4 separate regions of the Mus musculus genome follow, and all the other regions are linked to region 2. Evidence: chromatin loops called from intact Hi-C (ENCODE). Cell type or tissue: heart. All regions are shown on one strand. Region 1 holds the start of Gm41273 (a long non-coding RNA gene). Region 2 holds the start of Pdzd2 (PDZ domain containing 2). Region 3 overlaps Pdzd2 (PDZ domain containing 2). Region 4 overlaps Pdzd2 (PDZ domain containing 2).

Region 1 (5,000 bases), 90 kb before region 2:
CCAGAGGGGTCAAGGACACCACAAGAAAACATACAGAACCAACTAACCTGGGCCCATAACGGCTCACAGAGACTGAACTACTAATCAGAGAGCATGCATGGAATGGACCTAGGCCCTCTGCACATATGTAACAGTTGTGCAGCTGGGTCTTCATGTGGGACTCTTAAAGCAGGAGCCAGGCCTGTCTCTGACTACGTTGTTAGTCCTTGGATCTCTTTCCCTACTGGGCTGCCCTGTTCAGCTTAATAGAAGAGGAGATGCCTAGTCTTACTGCAGCTTGATGTGCCCAGGCTGGTTGATATCCATAGGAGGGCTCCCGTTTTCTGAGGAGAAGGGAAGGAGTGGGGGGGGGGTGGAGAAGAATGGGCTTTGAGGAGAAAAGGGAGGCAAAGCTGTGGTTGGGATATGAAGTAAATAAATAACCTAATTAATAAAAAGCGATTCTTTCCTATTCAAATTACAGAGGGGGACTTTCTATTTTTTTTTCTTTAGAATTAACATCATGATAATACTGGAGGAGATATTAAATGTCAAAAGCAAAAGACTAAGCGACTCATTCAAATGAGCTCAATATCAAAACACACTCATTAGGCAAGTTAGTCTCTTTCCTTTATCTTCGGAAATGAATTAGCATCCTCTCTTGGACACTGGTTGTGTCAGGAAGGATATTTTCCCTGTTTCTGTTCACCCAGCAATGTGACAGACCCCACGCTCCCTCTCCTCTGTCACTCGCCAGGAAACTTGAAGGGAGTTTTATTTATTAATTTTTCAATCTTTAATTTTTAGGGGAGACTGGGAACCTATGACAACAAGCCAAGCGGTCAGTTTCTCATATTTAGGGGCTATCACAGAGGTCCAACTGCTATGGCTGTGTCTTGCTTGGGGACATTACAGAGGTCAGCCTTCTATGGATGCACCTTGCCTGGGAGACACTACCTTTGTGATCACATTCTCTCCTCTTCTGGGTAGTTTGAAAAGAACCCAAACCACCAGATCTCAGGGAACTTACCAAAGTTTCAGTGCATGGGCATAACTTGAAAATAAGAACAAGGTTGGTACTGCCCAAGGTGGTGCCCAAGCCATGGGCTCTAAGAGATCACACACCATGGTTCAACTGAGGCAAGGCAAAAACACTGGGAAATCTGCAACAGAGAGCTACCCCAGAGAGCCCCGGGCCAAGCCAGAGTCACTGCGGGGACCAGCCCTAAGGCTGCAAGGTTCTAAGGCATTACAGGCTCTTGTGTTTAGAGTAATAAACAGACATACTCAAAGGGGAAATGAAAAGGTTAGGAGAGCACGTGCACAAATACACAAGCCTACATACACATGTGTGCACACACATGCACAAGCCTACATACACATGTGTGCACACGCATGCACAAGCCTACATACACATGTGTGCACACACATGCACAAGCCTACATACACATGTGATATTGCCGAGCCTCGTTGTGGAATCTAGAAATATTTATTTTATTTTCTTACCTACCAGCCTCTTCAAAAGCAGAGATGGCTAGATGAAGGCAAATGCTATCACTGTAAACGGTTGTCCTATATGAACACAGATGGAGCTGGCTGGCCTCCCTACTCATTCCCGAGAGGTGCTTTTTTTCTAGCAACAACTTTGGCTATTCATTCCATGAGTGATTTATCAATCATCTTCAATAGACTAGGCATCATGCAGAATATAAAAACAGAGAAATACAGCAACATTCATGCTAGTTAAAAAGATAGCCAACAAGAGGCATCAGGACGTAAGCAAAAAGGAAATTTATCATAGAGTCAATGCTAAAAGAGGAGAGTAGGTGAAGATCAATGGAGATAAGAGGAAATTCAACAAGGGAAAAGGTTATTCATTGCCTCTTAAGAAAGGATGGATTAAGTAGGCTAAAAGCATGTTTGGAAGAATTTCTGGATTCATTAAGAATCCTACTTTTGGCTGTGTATTGTGGTGCACACCTTTAATCCCAGCACTCAGGAGGCAGAGGCAATTGGATCTGTGTGAGTTCAAGGTCAGCCTGGTCTATATAGGGAGCTCCAAGCCAGTCAGGGTTACATAATGAGACCCTATCTAAACATACATACACACACACACATACACACGCACAGAGAGAGAGAGAGACACACGGAGACACAGAGACAAAGAGACAAAGACACAGAGACACAGAGAGACAGAGACACAGAGAGACAGAGACAGACAGAGACCGAGACGGAGAGACAGATTTCCCATCTAGGACTACTAAATGACATATAGCAGAGTAATTACTAAATGAATGGAGGTATGGATGGGTAGACTGATAGACAGGTAAACAAAAGCAATAGCCATCATTTGATTCAGCTAGAAGCTAGACTCTTTCAGCTGGAAGCTAGACAGCCAATGAAAACACCAATCAAACACCTCTGCCAGTTCTGCCCTAAGTATATCCCATGTGCTCCTCCACCCTTGATTCTTGTCCAAGTCCTCTGAGAAGATTGTACAAATGAAGAAACAGAGGCCTCAGCAAGTTACAGCTTTACAAATTCTTATGGTCAGCACCTAAAATGTCTCCCCACGGGGTTAATGTTTGAACAGCCATCTGTGCCTTAGGTAGGGTACTGCTTGGGAAGGCTGTGGAACCTTTAAGAGGTAGAGCCTAGATGGATGACGGTTTTGGGAGGGAAAGCTGAGCATTACAGTCCATCTCTGCTTCCTGTCCTGTCTCTCTCTGTGGACATGATCCATCCAGTGAAACCTCACGTTCTGGGAGCTGCAGTTATGAGCTGGTCCTGCAGCCACGCCTTCGCCACAGTGAGGGACTGCACCCTACACCACGAGCCAAAAACAAACCCCTTCTTCCTCTAGCTGCTTCTCCTCCAGTATGTAATCGCAACAAAGGAAATTCACCATACACTAATTTAGTGGATTGATCAAAGTCATAGAGCCTCCGAATGACAGAACAAGGATTTGGGGTAGGCAATTCTGGCTGCAGAGCCAGGCCCCCTCCTCCCACTGCCTGGAATAGTAATTGGTTTAGAAGCACATGGTTCTCAGATCTGGGCTCCCTTGAGACTGAGCAGCCACTACTGGGCTTTAGCAAACTGGTTCTATGCCAGAATACCAGAATCTGGGGAAACTAAGACAATGCTTTTAAAGAAAACTATACTGTCAGGGATAGGAAAATGGTCCAGTCGGTAAAGAACTTTGCTGCACAAGCCTGAGAGCCTAAGTTCAGATCTCCAGCACAAACCAGGAACAGTGGTATGTGACTATAATCCTAGGACTAGGGAGGCAGGGCCCGGAGGATCCCAGGGGCTAGTATGTACCCACAAACACATATACATCGAGAGCCTAAGTGTGTGTGTGCATGTGCATACACGCATATGCTTCTAAATGTGAAACTACTTGACTCTTGAGTATAACAAGGCTTTTTTTTTTCAAAAAGAAAGAGATAAGAAGAGAAGGAAAGAAAGAGAGAAAGAAGAAAAGAAAAAAAGAAAAAGTTAACACTGTGTAACCCTGTACAACAATGCCACAAGCTTAGGCCCCAGACTTCCAAAGAACAACCCCTGCCTGGCGCATTACCAAGGATCACTTCCTCTGCAGCGGTCCATCCTCAAAGAAAACTGTATTGTGTCTGGTGGACAGATGTTGCGATGAGCAAGCCATGAAGGCTCAAAGGAAATAGGTGGCTTTGCACCTGCTTTTAGAAGAGAGCTTTGATTCAGTGTTGGTCCTCAGGAGCTAAACTAGGCTCCCTGGAGTCTCACTACTACCCAGGCATGGGCCCTAACTTTGTAGTTATTGGAAAGTGAGTTGACCTTTGACCTACAGGTCATTTCTTCCTCCTTTTGAAAATGCAGCAATATCTGGGCAGGGCTATAGGTTCTGTATTCATTAGTTGATGCACTACGTGTTTAGTGACAGTGGGCGTGTCTGAAAGAATGAACCAGGTCCTTGTAAACCAACAGTTTTCCTAGGGAAAGTTGGGCTGCGTGAGAATGTCTGAGGAAGGGGTTAGGGAGGGGCAGCAAGCATCAAAGGGAAGCTCCGAAGTCAGAAGCAGTAGATCTCCAAGGGACCCTACAAACAGAGGTACTAGGACCCACAAACGTGTTCCCCATAGCTCCACCACAGGAGGATGGTTTTTCTGAGAAGTCTGCTTTTCTGAGGCCAGGCATCTTTCGTTACGTGTGGGTCAGTTTCTCCTCTGCTCTAGCTGTCTCTGACCCTGCTGGGGCTGCTTCTGACTTCATTGTGCAGCTATGGATGCCCATAGACAAGACACTGAGAAAATTCTGAGATGAATTCTTCTTCCAAAGACAAAAAGCAGCCTCTCCACTAAGTCAGTTTTCACTGCTGAACAAAGGAAGGAAAGGAAAGGAAAGGGGAGGGGAGGGGAGGGGAAAGGAGGTGAGGGGGGGGAGGGGAGGGGGGAGGGGAGGGGAGGAAGTGGTTGGGATGAAGGAAGGGAGTGGAGGGAAGGAGAGAAGGAAGGAAAGGGGCAGGGGGGAGGGGGCGGGGGGGGGAGATGGGAGTGGAAGAGAGGAAGGGAGGGAAGGAGAGAAACAAGATGCAAAGTAAAGTCACCCTCGAGCTCATCGGCCAAGAGACAATCATGATTTTAGATGTCCTTCATCTGAGCTGGAAGTTATACGCTTAGCTGTATTTTGCGTATTTAATTATGCACATAATTTAAACAAAAAATTCTTGTGCATGCATGTGTATGTAAGTGTGTGTGTGTGTGTGTGTGTGTGTGTGTGTGTGTGATATTCAGGTGGCTGGGGAGGCCAGAGGAGGGTGTTGGATCTCTGGAACTCTTGTTCCAGGTGGGGTAAGCCACTTGCGCATGGGTGCTGGGAACGTTATTCAGGTCCTCTGGAGGGGCATCAAGTGCTCTTAACTGCTGAGCCATCTCAACCCCACTGAGGTTATTTTTAATCGTGTATTTTCACTTCTTTTATCTTCAACATTTTTATAATAGCATAATTAATCCTTCAAGGCTTTAATAACTTCATAAAGT
Region 2 (5,000 bases):
ATGCAAGCCCGTCCACCTGAGTTTAGCCCCTGGAACCTGTGATGAAAGGAGAAAACTGACTCCACAGAATGCTCCTCTCACTGCTACACCTGAGGCACGTCACATACTCACTCACACTCACCAACATGTACACACACACACAGAGAGAGAGAGAGAGAGAGAGAGAGAGAGAGAGTCTGAAAGGACTTCTCCAGATTGCTGCTTTGTCAGATGTTAAAACCCCAAACTCCCTAACTTGGCTCAACTACTTGTGCTCAGAGCCTGCAGGTGGGCTTTGTCTCTGCTCTCTGAATCCCACCCCTGCCCCACAGTTGATGACTCTTTTCTGTCTTCCTCACAAGCTGCCATCCACTAGCTTAGACCTTCACTGCCTCCTCGACCATCGCGCTGCAAGAATCTCCTCATTAGACTCGACGTCTCTCCTCTCCCTGTCTCAGTTCTTTCCACAAGAATTTCCCGGAAGCAAATACCTGATTGTGATAGACCCTTGTTCAAAAATCCCAACTATTTCCCAACTGTCTGGAAAACCAGATTCATGTGGGTCAAAGCTCAGTCTCTGGTGCCATGAAAGAATCCAAAGACAGGATCAACCTTTCTGCATACACTTCCTCCTCTAGGTGGACCCCCGCAAAGCTCCACAATCCCCACAGTGAAAAGGGGGCTTTGTTCTCCTCCATACCCCTAAGATGTTTTATTTGGAACTTACTTAAATTTAGCAATTTAATCATACCTTCATTCCTTCACCCACTAAGCATAGAGAATTTACTCTAAAGCCAGAGGGCTCTAGCTTGTATCATCGCTATAAAGAGACATCTCTCCTGCTACACTGAAACGCTTGCCAGCAGGGACAGAGTCTCTTTACTCTGTGCACTTCCCTTGGAAGCCCTAGACCCAGCAAACCACAGGTGCTCCAAATGATTGAAATGAATAGAGGAATTATCATACGTTTCCTTAAATAGTAAACTGCCGTAAGTGCATCCAAAATCAATTTCAATGATAGATGTAAAGCGCCATTCAATATCCTTTTTCTTTTTCTAGGCGGTTATTAACTATGCCAAGGGGATGCATTTATATACCTCACATGGTTCTGATTTTTTTCCCAACACCTACCAGCCCTGCTACTCCTACCCGGTAACACACCACACAAGCTCACACCACGGTGTAGCTTTTATAGTAGCAGCAGTTCCTGGCTCATCCAAATAGAAGAAGAAATTCATGGAGCTAGAACAACCACCCACAGCCAGGGGTGTGCTCTGAGAGATTTTATTCCGCCCTCACAAGCAGTCCTCCCACACCACACCTGCCAGCGTGTACCTACCTGGCTCCCACCCAGAAGGCACGGGCCAGAAAAAGCTGACCCAGTAGAAACAGTCGAGACCCTATCGCCCAAGCCTGGAGCAGAGATGAATGTGGGAGGTTCCTCCCCCCCCCCCCCCCCAAGAGAAGTGCTGTGAAGATTCAGGGGTGTGTCTGCAAGAGAAACTCACTTTCTTTGGTCACTCCACAACCACTTAACCTTCAGGAGCTTCATTGTGACTTGTCAAGCAAAACCCATGGAAGAGGCAAGCCCCAGCTCAGGCCTCCACAATGCCCAAATCTCCAGTATATGCCTGGACTCTGGAATGCCCCAGTGTCCGACTTTCCAGTGTTTGCCACCAGCACATGCCAGACCTGGTGTGACTCCAGGGTCCCTTATCAAGAGCTATGCAGAGAGCAGGGCTGCTGAAGGGCCGCTGGTAAACTTCTGTCCAGGGTCCTAGATGCTCCCCCCACCACAATTCAGTCTTGTGCTTCATTGGGAAAGGCGGGCAGGTGGTTTTTTTTTTGGGGGGGGGGACTTCAGGAAGAAATACTTTCCTACTGGAACATCCCTTATCTCCCTGGCAGATGACATTAAACCCCCAAAGATGCCCTTGCTCTTCATGCGGACTCTTTCTCGCGCCACTTAGTGGGCAGGGGGGTTAGCGAGAGATGAAGCGCGGGAGGATGGTCCTTAAAACAGTAACTGGCTAAGGTAGAGAGACAAACCAACACACTGGGATAAGGATTCTTGGCCCGATTTAGGCGTCCCAGGCAAGGCGCCTCCGGTTATCCCGCTGTCTCCATCTCGCTCCGCCCAACCTCTCTCCTCCACTGTGCCCCTCTTACCTCCCACTAGAAGGAAGAGGAGTTTGCGCCACCTAACGCGGGGACCCACTTGGGTGCCCTCACTCGCCTCTTTGCTTGAACTGGGATCCCCACACCCGATTGTCACTGAACTTTCTCCAGCGCACACCGTCTTGGGGTTATCGAGCTCAGCTACCCCGCTAGCCCACCCGAAGCCCCACCCCCGTCGCGGCTGCGGCGCCAGGTCTCTTCACCTGTTCGCGGATCGGCGGAGGCTCGAGCCGCTCCTGGAGCGTCCAGACTCAGGCGCCGCCCGGCGGTGCCGGCGCAGCTACCGCCGCCCCTGCCACCACCACCACCGGTGCTGTTGCCGCGCCTGCCGGGAGAAGCCGCGCCGCAGGGGTTTGCTGGTTGCCGCCGGAGGCGCGATCCCGAGCGTCTTGCGATCGGTGGGGCGCTTGGAGGGCGCCCGCCGCAGCCGCCCCGCCGCGTCCCACTGCCCGCCGCTAGTACGCACTGGCGCTGGGAGTGAGCTTCTCGCTGCGCAGCGCAGGGATGCTCCGAGCCTCCAGAATGGGCGGGGATTCCTTCCCTCTGCTGGATCCGAGGGGCGGGAACTACCTTCCCGGAGTGACAGGCCCAGGGGGCGGGGATTCCCCTGCAGGAATGACAAGGTGGGCGGGGATTCCCCCGAGCAAGCCCCTGAGCGGGGAGGACCGCTCTCCCAGGGAAACAGCAGTCCTAGTGCGCCGGCTTCCTGGGGATCCTGGGAGGAACCGATCCAGGGAGACTGCGGCTCAGAAACGCCATGTAGGCAGGGCTTGGGGCGCCATCTAGGTGGAAGAACTAGAGCTAGGAGGTTTAATTTCCTTTTGCATAGCACTTAACATAGCACATAGCGGAGAAAAATGTCAATTGCCTTATCAGAGATTGGGTGGGGAGGCCCAGGGAGACCGGAGAAAAGCCAACCATCCATCCACTGGCCTCTGGTCCTTAGGATACTTAATATAGTCTTGGTATGAGCATTCCTCGGGAGAGAGAACCTCTTTGCGTCTTAAGAACCTCAGAGCTGTTAATCCTTCAATTAAGCCGCTAGAGGAAATTCCATGGGCCCCAGGATGGAGGATTTGGACGTTGTGAACCTCCTTCTGAGTGAACCTCAAGAGCTAAGGCCAACTGCCCTTCGTTTTATTCCAGGTCACTGGGAAAACGGGAGCCTCTAGCTTTTTGGATGCTTCATCCCACAGATTTTCAGGAAGTCTTCAAATATTTTTGGTTCCCTTTTTTTTTTTTTTTTTTTTTTTGTCATCCTTGTCATTCTGCCTACCACAGGGAGAGGACGATAAGAACATAATAGGGAGACCGCACGGCTCTGCAAATTAAGCTCTCTTGAGAGGAAAAAGCTGGTCTTTTTCAAGTGCTGGCAGATAAGGGTAAAAACATAGGAAAAATTACAAACCTCGGGATCATGAGTTGGTGAATAATGCTTTTGACATTTTCTGCAGAACAGTAATTGGAAATCTTTTGCTTTGAGGGAGGTGAGGATACGTTGGAGCATGGCTAGGCTCTAGATTTGCCCAGCAAAGCATTAAGAGCTGCTCTCTTGGAAGAGCAGCTACGTCACCTGCAGCCCTCATGGAGTGTCCCTCAGCACCAGAGACCAGAGTAGACCCAAGGCGTTTCTAGATAGTATTTTCAGCAAGTGTTGGGGTTCTTGGATTCAGCTTTTCCTTGGCGTTTATAATTCCCAATCCACAGAGATCAATGTCTATACAAATCCAGGCCTGGGTATTATAAACGGCAGTCTTCACCGCCTGAAAGCTTCTCCTCCTGTCTATAGAGAAAACCCTTACCATGCAGAACGGAGCAGTGGATTGTTCTGTGTAGCGCTTAGGAGGTGTTCAATGAAATAGGCACCATTGCCTAGAAAGGTGTTATTAGGATGCCACTAAAAATCCTCCCACAATTATGCAGTGCTATCTGTTTGTTCAGCGATCCCAGGCTCAGCTGCCACCACCCCCTCCCAATCTCAGGAGCCATGAAGAGGCCACCTGTGTCTTTTAAGCCTCTGTACTCCCCACCTGGCACAGCGCTGCTATGCATCCAGCTCGCAACTGAATATGCAAATGGTCACCACTCCAAAGGTTCTCATTGCTCCCTCTCACTCAGCCGGTTCCAGTCCTTCCAGCCCGCTCTGTGCTCCAACAAGAAGAGTGTTTCTTTTGTCAGAAGGACACTCTCCCTTTCCAGGCTCTACTGAGATCCCTCACAACACAAGCATCAGGTGCCCTCTTCCTCCTCATCTGCTACAAAAGTAGCACTTCATTCATGACAACAGAGCCCTTCCCAGGTGTGCTAAGTTGAGGAGCTGGGAGTACGTGGAAGCAAAAAACAGATCTTAGGATGTTTCTAAAGTTCAGTGCATCATGGTGTCCAGTCAAATAGCCAGCCTCTCTAAAACACGAACAAAAGCAAAGCGAGCTACTACTAGTGTGTTGGGGAGACGACTCACTTGCCATGCAATCGTAAGGATCTGGGTTTGAATCTCCGGACCCCAACTAAAGCCAGGCGTGGTAGTGCATTATTAATCCAAGCGTGCCTTCAGTGAGATTAGAAGCACGGTCTAGGGGAATCCTAAGAAGCTTGGACCCCTTCCTAGTGTAGGAACAGTAAACAGTAACAACAAAGAGAGCTTGTAGACAAGGTGGAAGGTGGAAACTAACACTTCAGGTTGTCTACTGGCCTCCACAGGTTTGCAATGTCACATACACACACACACACACACACACACACACACACAGAGAGAGAGAGAGAGAGAGAGAGAGAGAGAGAGAGAGAGAGAGAGAGAGGAGAGAGGCACATGCATAAAGGTGGGCGAATTATTAAATATATGT
Region 3 (5,000 bases), 49 kb before region 2:
CACCAACCCTGGAAGCAGTCCAAACAAAGATAAACCATCTTCTCTTACCTCCAGCCCCACCACAAACCAAAGCCTGGACCCTGGAGGCAGATGGCTCGGGGCTGCAGGTATTCTTGGTGGCAAAGCAAGCTCCTGGCTTCCTAAGCCCTGGTCTCTCAATCATACTAAGGGGACAATAATGACTCACATGCTGATGTCAGGAGCAATAAATGGAATTATTATGTAAAACTGTTAGCATTTAGTAGATGCTTACTACTGGTTTCCACCCAGGCCCACTCCCCTTCTCTCCCTCCGGTGCCAAACAAAGCCAGTCTGATAAAATCTGGATTCATATCATAAGCCGGCAGCTCCCATCTCCTGCAACTCGATCTTAGGAGATGACAAAGGAGACAGAGACTGGCCCTGGATGGTGAACCTGGAGTCACATCAGTGTGCAGAGCACCCTTGCTAGGTCCCAATGTCACCAGGCTCCTTGGTTTAGAATACAGGCATCTCAGAGACCTCCCTGTACCACAAAGCAGCTTTCAGGCTTTTGTGCCGACGCCGCGCAGCATCCTGTACTGGCTCAGTGGCAGAGGAACGGCCTAGAAAGTAGATCAGGCAGAAATGCACTCCCCAACTCAAAACAACATAAATTTTCTGCAAACACACATGAGAAAAAGTCTGACAATACCAAGAGGATGCCTACCTCCTTGAAGAAAACTGACGTTCCTTCCCCCAGTAGCCAGCAACTGTCAATTACTTTCAGATAGGGGTTCCCACCTATCTGATTTCATAAGCCCCTCCCTGATGAATAAGACAGGTTTTGGGGTTTTTGCTTTGTTTTGTTTTTGTTTTTTTGAGACAGGATCTCACTATGTAGTCTTAGCTGGCCTGAAACTAACTCACTATGCAGACCCAAGCTGGCCTCTGGGACTAAATGCATGAGCTACTCAGTCTGGCCCATTAGTAAGTGACTTAATACAAGCACTGCTTGAGTTAGCCTAGGCTATGTCAGAGAGCAAGAATTCGAGGCAATTTAGCATTCTAATGTCATTCCCCATTTCCCCAGCTTCTTACTACACAATGTTCCTGTTGTCTGATGGCATTCACAATGCCCATTTCATTCTGTTCTTAATTTTTAAAAGTTAATTTTTAATTATTTCATATACTATATTTTGAGATAGGAGGGATCTTGTGTGTGTATGTTGGAGGTGTGGGGGAATTCATGTCATTCTCAATAAAGTACCAGTTCTATGCCAGGAGAAGGTTAGACCTCAGGTGAGTTATGCTCAGTGTGGTGGTTTAAATGAGATTGCTCATAGGGTGGAATACTTGGTTCTTAGTTGGTAGAACTGTTTGGGAAGGATGGGGAGGTGTGGCCTTGTCGGAAGAAGTGTATGACTGGAAGCAGGCTTTGAGATTTCAAAAGCCCATGCTGTTCTGAGTTAGCGGCTCATGCTTGCGGACCAGATGTCAGCTCCCAGCTACTGCTCCAGTGCTATGCCTGCCTGCCTGCTGCCATGCTCCCCACCATGATGGTCATGAACTCAAACCCTTTGGAACGATGATCTCCGTGTTAAACCCTTTCTTTTACAAGTTGCCTCAGTATTGGTGTTTTATGATAGCAATAGAAAAAAGACTAAGACACTTAGTATTGGGTTCAAGTTGTAACCTCTAGTCATGTTCTGCAAACTGATGCAGGGAGGTCAGATCTCTGTGACCTGGGGTTCAGGGGTGCTATGGTGACAACCCTCAGGTCATCAGGAACATCATGACCGTTTATGAGAGAGGGGCACACACATCACAGGATGGGGGGCATTCATTCCAATACCATTAGGTGTTGTATTGGCCAGTACTCATGGGTCAGAGGAGTCCAGAATCTATAGGTCTGGAGATGAAAGTTACTTTGGGTTCAGTTTGGAAGCACAGGGAGGTGAAGTGCATTAGCACACGCCAGAGGTCCCAATATTCGGGAGGCTGGGGCAAGACGATCATGAATTTGAGACCAGTATGAGCTACATAGCAAGTCCCTATTTTAAAAGTGACAAACAATGGCTGCCGTGTAAGAACATCTCCTCCAAGCATCCCATCCAGCTCGCTCAGACTTCACCTTTCATTCATTCATACAGTCCACCACCTACACTGTCAGGCCCTCTAGGGGGCAGTGTTGATCCCTTGGGGCAGTGGAATGAACTAAGCCCATCACTGCTATAGCTGGCCCCTTTCAGGAGTTTTAAGAAATAATGGCAGGTGGATATTTGCTTGGCTTAGAGGCGGTACAAATCCAGGGAAGCCCTGGAATGCTGATTTTTCCCCCTTTTTTTTCTGTCTTAAGAGTCTGTGGAAGTGAGAAGGATGGGGGGGGAGGGGGGCAGAGATAAGACAGCTGGCAGGAATGTAGAACTCTGGGCAAGAGAATCACAAACCATTTCCAGTAGGATTCTGAGGGAGCTGTGCTCCTGTCTCCTCCACGAAGCTGTCAGTAAAATACACATCCTTCAGCAAATACTTCTGATGACTGCCTGGGCAGAAATCAGTGAAGTGCTATTTCTGTTCTCAACACAAGGAGGAGGAGGTAGGAACAAAATCTGGGCCTGGACGTCCCTCACAAATACAAAGTGGTTCTCCCTGCCTGCACAGTTTATGGTGTAGTGGGAGGGAGGCTTTGCAAATAAATAAACATCTATGGTTGTGTGTGCCAAGGCCTACACTGAAAGGGATCTTGGGGGGAAAGCTGAAGGAAAACAAAACATATATATATATTTAATATATATATATTTATATATATTACCATTAGGTGTTCTATTAGGGTCAGAGGAGTCCAGAATCTATGGGTCTGGAAATGAAAGTTACTTTGGGTTTAGTTAGGAAGCACAGGGAGGTGAACTGCACTAGCACACATCAGTCAGAGGTCCCAATATTTGGGAGGCTGGGGCAGGAGGATATCTATATCTATATCTATATCTATATCTATATCTATATCTATATCTATATCTATATCTATATCTATATCTATATCTATCTATCTATATGTATATATATAAAGGTATTAAGGGACTGGAGAGATGGCTCTGTGATTTAATTGCATCTGCTGCTCTTTCAGAAGACCTGGGTTCGGTTCCCAGCACCCATATGGCAGCTCACAACCATCTGTTCCACAGGATCCAATGTCTTCCTCTGGCCTCCTCAGGTACCAGTCATGCACATGGCACACATACATACCCACAGGCTAACACCCATATACATAAACAAACAAACAAACAAACAAATAAATACATAAATAAATACATAAATAAATAAATACATTTTTTTGTTTATAGTTTTTTTTGGTTTGCATTTTACTTGAGACAGGCTTTCACTTTTGCGCAAGGTAGACTCAAACTCACTATCTAACTGAGGATAACTCCAAAATCCTGATCTCTCTGCCTCAACCTCCCATTATAAGTGAAGGGTAGGCAGCTGAATCAGACCAGAGTCTGGACTTCTCTGGGTAGCACCTCTGAGGACGACCTGTCAGAACCCTGGATGTGCAAGCGCTTCTGTCCTGCTTTGTATTGCTCTTCCCAGCATGACCACCATAATCATACAGACAGTATTTACCTCTTAGGGATGGCTGGATGGTGGTCCCCTCTGGTATCCATATCTCAGTTGTGAGAACCTGTGAATGTCATATTATTTGGGAAAAGGGTCTTTCCCAACATGATGAAGTTAAGGATCATGAAAGGAGATACTTAGCTTGTATCATCCAGGCTTTCCTGACATGCTACACCACATACACTTACAAGAAAAGCAGAAGGCAACCAGACATAGGCGTGAGGCAGAGGCAGCAGAGGAAGACAGCCATAGTGACAGATATATCTAAGGGATGTGTAATGCTCCCTGCAACTGGGCAAGGGAGAAAGAGGCCTCACCCAGTTCCTTCGGGAGGCAGTGTGGCCCTTGCTGGCTCTTTGCTTTGGGGTCTTTGGCCTTCATAATTGGGGAAAAATAAATGCCTATTAGGAGGGTAACACACTGAGCATCCTGAACAGCAGAAGGACAGCAAGCATCTGTAAAGCGGATCTAGTAGATTCCAGGCACCAGTCATTGTGCATACCCATCCAACAACCCCATGCAGTATTTCCATTTATCAGATGGGCAAACTGATGCTAAATGAGGAAAGTTGGCCAAGGTGGGCTGGGATGGAGGAACATAACCCTACATGGACTGCTCTCTCCAGCTAGAAGACCAGAGCTCCCTGGACAGGGTCCTACTTTTCTGCAGGCGGCTCAGGAATCTGCGTATTGGGGCTGAGCTTATTTTTGATCCCAAATGATATTTTTACCAGATTTATCTCTGAGGTTTGGCTTCTTCTAAAAGTCAGGGATGACTAATTGTGGGGACAAAAAGACAAGATCTCAAATGACCTGAGTGGTGTTTCTGATGGATTTGCCAGAACGTAAATAGCCCTGATGGGCCTGTGGGGTGTTTCTCATTCTTTGTAAGGAAGGCCTTGGAAGCCGAGGCCCAACCCAGAGATGCCTTAGCATTGACTATAGGAACGATAGACAGACAGACAGACAGACAGACAGACAGACAGACAAGCTCACCCCATATGATAAACACAAGGAAAGTCTACCTTCCCAGAAATCTGCCTGACCCAGAGATCAGTACACCAGAAGCAAATTTCTAAAGTTTCTCTGGGAACCTCCTCAGGGGGAAAAAAAATCAGTTGGTTGTGCCCAGGAATCTGGGAGTCCAATTCCCCATAATAGTATTCTGCAGACTCCAGTAAGAGAGGAGGCAACTATGGACTAAAATAACCTCCAATATGTTAACATATCAGATGTTCCATATAGTAATACACGGCCTGGACCCACTTGAACAGCAATACACCTTGTAGCTACATGTGGCCTTATCAGGAGGCAGAGCCTGGATAAATCAATCCTGAAACCCATGGATTTCCAGGTCTCAGTGGTCCTCGTATATAAGAAACAATTTGCTGATGCCTCTAACACCACTGCTTGGGTAACTGAAAA
Region 4 (5,000 bases), 360 kb before region 2:
TCGAAAGACTTGATCCTTTGCTTCACAGAGAAAAACGAGGTAGATTCATGGGGCCAGCTCTGCTCACAGTAGTAGTGTCTCCTGGTGACTTTGAGTTTGTCTGGGATGAGGCCGCTTGCCTCGGGGACCGCACTGACATCCCCCACATCCACTGGTGGTGGGTTCCTAAGTGTTTCCAGTAGAGGTTTCACACTGTACACGCCCTGTTCGTTAGTCACGCCTTTGGCTGACTTCTCAGAGAGACTGCCACTCATTGCAGTGACCTGGGGGTCCTGAGGCGAGTGACTTGGGCTGGGTGGGGAAAGACCTTCTCGTCCAAAATGGCTCGAGAACTGGGCTGGCATGGAATAAGTCCTGGTGGCTGGCCTTGGTGTGAAGTAGGGGGGCTCTTCTCCGGCCAGGCCTACGGGTACGCCATTTTTGGGCACCCCGACTGAGGCTGGCATTTGGCTTGATTTGCCCTGGGAGTAATCTGGCATTTTGGAGGGCAGCTGCGGGGCGGAGGGGGAGGAGGAGGCCAGTCTGGCCATGCTGTAGGACCAACGCATTTCCTGTTCCCCCTGGGAGGCCTGGGAGGGAGGGAAGTGCGGCTGCTTTGGGGACGATTCTGCTGACTGCCTGAGTCGGACCGAACTCTTCTCCTGACAGTTGCTCTGGGTTAAGAACCCGCCCTTTCTGTCACTACCAGGTGGCTTGTCGCCACATGCATTCTTTGGCATTCTTTCAGAAGAAATCTCAATGATTTTTAGCTGGTTTGTCCTTTCCAGAGGATCACTAGCCATTTTTTCGGTTCCTTTCTCACTGATGCCCTGGGGCTGGGCTGCTTCTGTTAACACCAAGTCTACTCGGCTGTGTGTGAACTGCTTGCTCTGTCTGACCCCTGCCAAGGCTATATTGGTCCTCGATGCGGAGGGACTCACTGACCCAGAGTTAGCATGGGGCACCTTGCCCTCTGGTCCATACCTAGGGGGCCTGGAGGTGGCTGGACAGCTTGTGTCAGATTCCAGGTAGACAGCCATGTGGAACCTATTGTTTGCACCTTGCTCAGGGAGAGGCTTGGGGGAGGTCAGGGGAGAAGTAATGGTTCTAATGCTTGTGTCAGATGCGGAGGTCCTCAGCGACCCAGAGGCAGCCAGGGGTGGCTTGCTCTCTGGCACACACTGGGGAGGCTTGGAGGTGTCTCCAGCAGTGTTCTTAGGCTCCTCTTGGTCAGCTATGTGGAGCCTGTGTGACACTGCCTTAGAAAGCATTTTATGGGCAGCCTGGGGTGAAGGCAAGGACTTCCTGTGGTCGGTCCTGCCGCCCTTAGCGGGACTGGCCACAGGTGCCTCCGGACTGGCTTTGCTTTTGCTGTTCAGCCTCTTAAGCTTCGGGCTGCCCTTGGGCTTCTGACAGTTACTTAGTGTTTCCACTGGGCTTTTAGGGGATAGGTCCTTATTTTCTTGACTCTTCTGCCGGGGAGGTGGACTCTTAGGCACAGCCATTCCCTTTCTGTGGCTGGGGTTCACCGTGTTGCCTTTCGAGCCAGGACTCATAGCCAGCATTGAGGGTTGTTCCTTCTCAGATTTGCTCTGCAGATGTGCGCCTTGGCTGTCTTTATTTATGTCTTTAAACCAGGTCATGATAGGCCTCCTGGAGGTCGTTTTTGGTTTCTGTAGCAAGCCGTCCAGGTTGCCGCCCTTGGCAATGTGTAGGTTTGCCAAAACGGCCTCTCCATTCTTAGGGCCCTCGGCCCCCAGGGCATACACACTGCTCATGACATGAGAGGCATCTGCTCCTTTGTCTGGGGTTCCCTCATCCAGCAGGTCCTGTCCCAAACCATTTACCATATCTGGGTTCCTGAGCACAAATGGCGGGTTTCCACAAGGTCTGGTCGTTTGAGAAGGCTGGCTGTCTCCCACGACTGAGCCGGTGCTGCTGACCGCCAAGGTTTCCTCTGCGCACCCGGGCATGTGGCTCCGTGAAGTCTGTACGCCCGCCCAAGTCTCATGCTCCAGAGAGCTTACATCCAGGAAGGAAAATGGCTGGGAAGAGCCCGGGATGCAAGTGTTCGAGGCTCCTGTCATGAAGCAGGCTTTCTCGCAGGCGTCCCCCACCGGCTCCCTCACAGTCTGCTGTACCGAGGGAACTGCGCCGCCTGCAGCCTGGGCAGGAGCTTGGGCAGGCACTGGGGTCTCAGGACAACCACCTGGGGCACAGATTTCTATTTGCTCGTCCTCAGACTCACTGCTACCTTCCTTACGGGAGGACTCATGAGATGGAGGAGCTGGCCAGTTGTTCCTGGCCGCTGCTCGTGGATCTTCAACAAGAGACTCGGGGTCTGAAGACGAGTCTTCAGCATCGCCATACATGGACGAGGGCGAAGGTTCCGAGACGCCGTCTTCGTGGAAACTGCTAAAATTTCTGGAGTAGTTGTTCAGAAAGTTTTTGTTCCCAGCCAACTGTTTGTCAGGATGGACGGAATCCAGAACGGAAGGCTGGAAGGTCCACTGAGGGGGTGGGGGTGAGCCTGTGCCTCCGGTCTTCCCATGGTGGGAACTGCCACCCCCAGCTCCCCCTGGTGGCTGACTCTCAAAAATGTCCTGGTGAGTCCTGCAGTCTGCTCTCTGAGGAGACTGAGAAAGCCACGCCTCCGGGGCTTCCCCAATGAACTTGTCAATGTCTGTCACCGGGCTCTCTGTGCTCCCCGACAGGGTCCCATCAGTAGTCACTGGCACAGAGGGACCGGCGTGTGACAACTTTCCAGATGCTGACGCTGTTTCTTCAAGCAGAGCCCTATCTTTCAAGCTTGTAGGTACGCAGTGTCCTGGAGTTTCCAGGGCCTTGCTGGGACCCGAGGGGTCTCGGCTCCTTTCCTGACCCAGGAGGGAGGGATGAGGGATGGCCGTAGCTCGTGTCTCTCCTATGCTCATGGGGACAGCTGCTCTCCTGGTGCTGGGAGTGCTGTCCCCAGGGCCAGCCCAAGTCCTGCTGGAGTCGGGAAGAGCTGAGGCCTTCTCCCTGGGAGACAGGCTTCTCTGGCTGGCTGGCTTCATTTTAGATACGCCCTGGGACTCAGGCTCCGAGGTCCCGGGAGACACAGGCTGGCTGAGGCTCTCAGGTTGGAGGACTTGCTCGGTGACTGCAGGAGTCTCGCTGGAGTCAGGACGAACTTCCCTGCTCTTCCCTGGGGAAGGGGGATGGTCTGAGGACCCATCCCATCCTGTATAGGGTAGGGGAGAGGAAAGGGAAGTGTAAGCAAACGGGAACCCTCTAGAAGTTCTGCAAACATAAGCCATCTCAATACTGTTTCTCAGAAGTCCACAGCCTGCATCTAGACCTTTGGTTTTTTTCTCTCTCCAATTGTAGAGCGCTCAGATCTAGGAACCACCACCCTGCTTTAATGGCCTTAAAGTAACTGGGACAAGCAGAATGGACATTTAAACTTGCCCATTTCCCTCTTTGTTTGCTTTCAGATAGGAGACACCAGAAATCTTCTGCCTGGGTTTCTTTACCCAAATGTCTCTGCCGTCAGCAGTTCTGGAAAGACAGACACCGTTGGTTGTATTCCTTAGCTTTGGCCTAGACTGGGCAGAGGCTTCGTGTCTTACCTCATTCCAGCATCTATTTATCTGACTATGAGTGACTCGGACTGTACCAAGAAACAGTTCAACCTCCAAACCACAGGGAGGCTTGCTTTTTTTTTTTTTTTTTTTTTTTTGCGCTGCACAGGAGACGGAGCCGACGCTCCAGGTGGGGCCCTTGTTGGTACTGAGCTTCAGCTCGGCTTTGAAGTGACTTGTCCAAACAGGGGATCTGAAAGCCAGTTATTCCAGGAAGCCTTAACGGTAGAGGAAGCTTGAGAGGGGCTCATGAGGGACGGATTGCTCCGAGTGGGGAGGAGAACACCAGGCTGAAAGCACAGAGGCACAAAAGAGCACACAGCTCCGAGAAGCAGGGACCGTTGGAAGGGGGGCAGTTGGGGGGGGCATGGCATGTCACTCAGGGCAGGTGCTGAGAGCCGCTCTGTCCTAGGGTGTCTCCTCAGAAAGCCCAGTAGCATGCACTGCACTCTCTTGGGCTAATATCACTTTGACAAGTGACCCACAAAAGGTCTTCGTATGAGCAGTGTTACCCCAAATGTTAAGTATATGTCCTCAAAGCTTTATAATTATTAATTGGTTTTAAATACAGAGTCTTGGGGCTGGAGAGATGGCTCAGTGGTTAAGAGCACTGACTGCTTTTTCAAAGGTCCCGAGTTCAAATCCCAGCAACTACATGGTGGCTCACAACTATCTGTAATGGGATCTAATGACCTCTTTTGGTGTGTCTGAAGACAGCAACAGTGTACTCATATAAATAAAATAAATCTATTAAAATGTTTTTAAAAAAAGAGAGTGTCTTGAGTATCCCAGGCTAACCTTGAACTCACTATATACCAGAGGGCGACCTTGCGATAACCATTGAGCCATCTTACTGGCCCTGCTCACATGACACTTTGATATTGGGTTTCAGCAAGTTCAGTAAGGCAGGCCATGAACCTGCCACCATCCTATCTTGGCCTCAGGACTGGTTGGGATTATAGGTTTGTGTCACTGGGCTTGGCTTTAATTGAATCTTTTATCCCCCTCCTGTTGTCCCTTTATGAATAATTACAAACTAATTATTAGCCAATAATGAAGTCTTAGCACCGTGGAAGGAGATTTCCACACAGTTAATTTTCTTCCCAGTACTGGGAGGTGGGTGGGCCCTGTGCATTGAGAGAACGAGGAAGGGAGTCACCGAATGGTTAGGTAACATGCCCAAGCTCACAGTTCACAGGCGGGAGAGCCAGGGTTTGCTCCACAGCTTGTGCTTGGCTAAACCTGAACCCTGTGGCCTCCGTGTGGAGCGTGTGGCAATAACAAGGCTGGTTCATCAAGACGCCCATGGAGATGGCGTGGAACTACCCAGGCCTGCTGTGGGAGACGAGCTGCTGCCAGCAATACCTGCTGATCCAGATGTTGTTCTCATTCAACTAT

The links. A loop is a pair of places that touch in the nucleus more often than their neighbours do. Peaks named below come from ENCODE experiments on the same cell type or tissue, not always from the same donor. Only the 100,000 strongest peaks of a DNase experiment are listed, where the experiment ranks them.
Region 1: it touches region 2 in a loop (2.5-fold over the local background); 3 of 42 quality-filtered maps call a loop at or near these places.
Region 3: it touches region 2 in a loop (2.0-fold over the local background); 10 of 42 quality-filtered maps call a loop at or near these places.
Region 4: a loop joins it to region 2, with 3 times the contacts of the local background. A loop is called at or near these places in 3 of 42 quality-filtered maps.

Annotation. Positions count from the first base shown.
Region 1 is chr15:12,646,853-12,651,852 of GRCm38, forward strand. All of the region lies in intron 2 of Pdzd2 (PDZ domain containing 2), which reads right to left. Gm41273 (a long non-coding RNA gene) reads left to right here and starts at 4,734. Exons shown (of 4, transcript XR_003951631.1): 1 at 4,734-5,000. In heart, no CTCF peak of the experiment used is centred here; DNase peaks (open chromatin) are centred at 3,019 and 3,599; H3K27ac peaks cover 497 bases.
Region 2 is chr15:12,737,257-12,742,256 of GRCm38, forward strand. Pdzd2 (PDZ domain containing 2) reads right to left here and starts at 2,636. Exons shown (of 26, transcript NM_001081064.2): 1 at 2,361-2,636. In heart, a CTCF peak has its summit at 2,929; DNase peaks (open chromatin) are centred at 1,655 and 2,765; H3K4me3 peaks cover 2,075 bases; H3K27ac peaks cover 1,344 bases; H3K27me3 peaks cover 1,194 bases.
Region 3 is chr15:12,687,778-12,692,777 of GRCm38, forward strand. All of the region lies in intron 2 of Pdzd2 (PDZ domain containing 2), which reads right to left. Among named protein-coding and RNA genes, the nearest start is that of Gm41273, 39 kb to the left of the region's middle. In heart, a CTCF peak has its summit at 2,139 (motif pointing right); no DNase peak of the experiment used is centred here.
Region 4 is chr15:12,373,179-12,378,178 of GRCm38, forward strand. It overlaps Pdzd2 (PDZ domain containing 2), which reads right to left. Exons shown (of 26, transcript NM_001081064.2): 21 at 1-3,202. Among named protein-coding and RNA genes, the nearest start is that of Golph3, 54 kb to the left of the region's middle. In heart, a CTCF peak has its summit at 2,570 (motif pointing left); DNase peaks (open chromatin) are centred at 523, 1,033, 2,563, 3,003 and 2 weaker places; H3K4me3 peaks cover 1,477 bases; H3K27ac peaks cover 1,747 bases; H3K27me3 peaks cover 522 bases.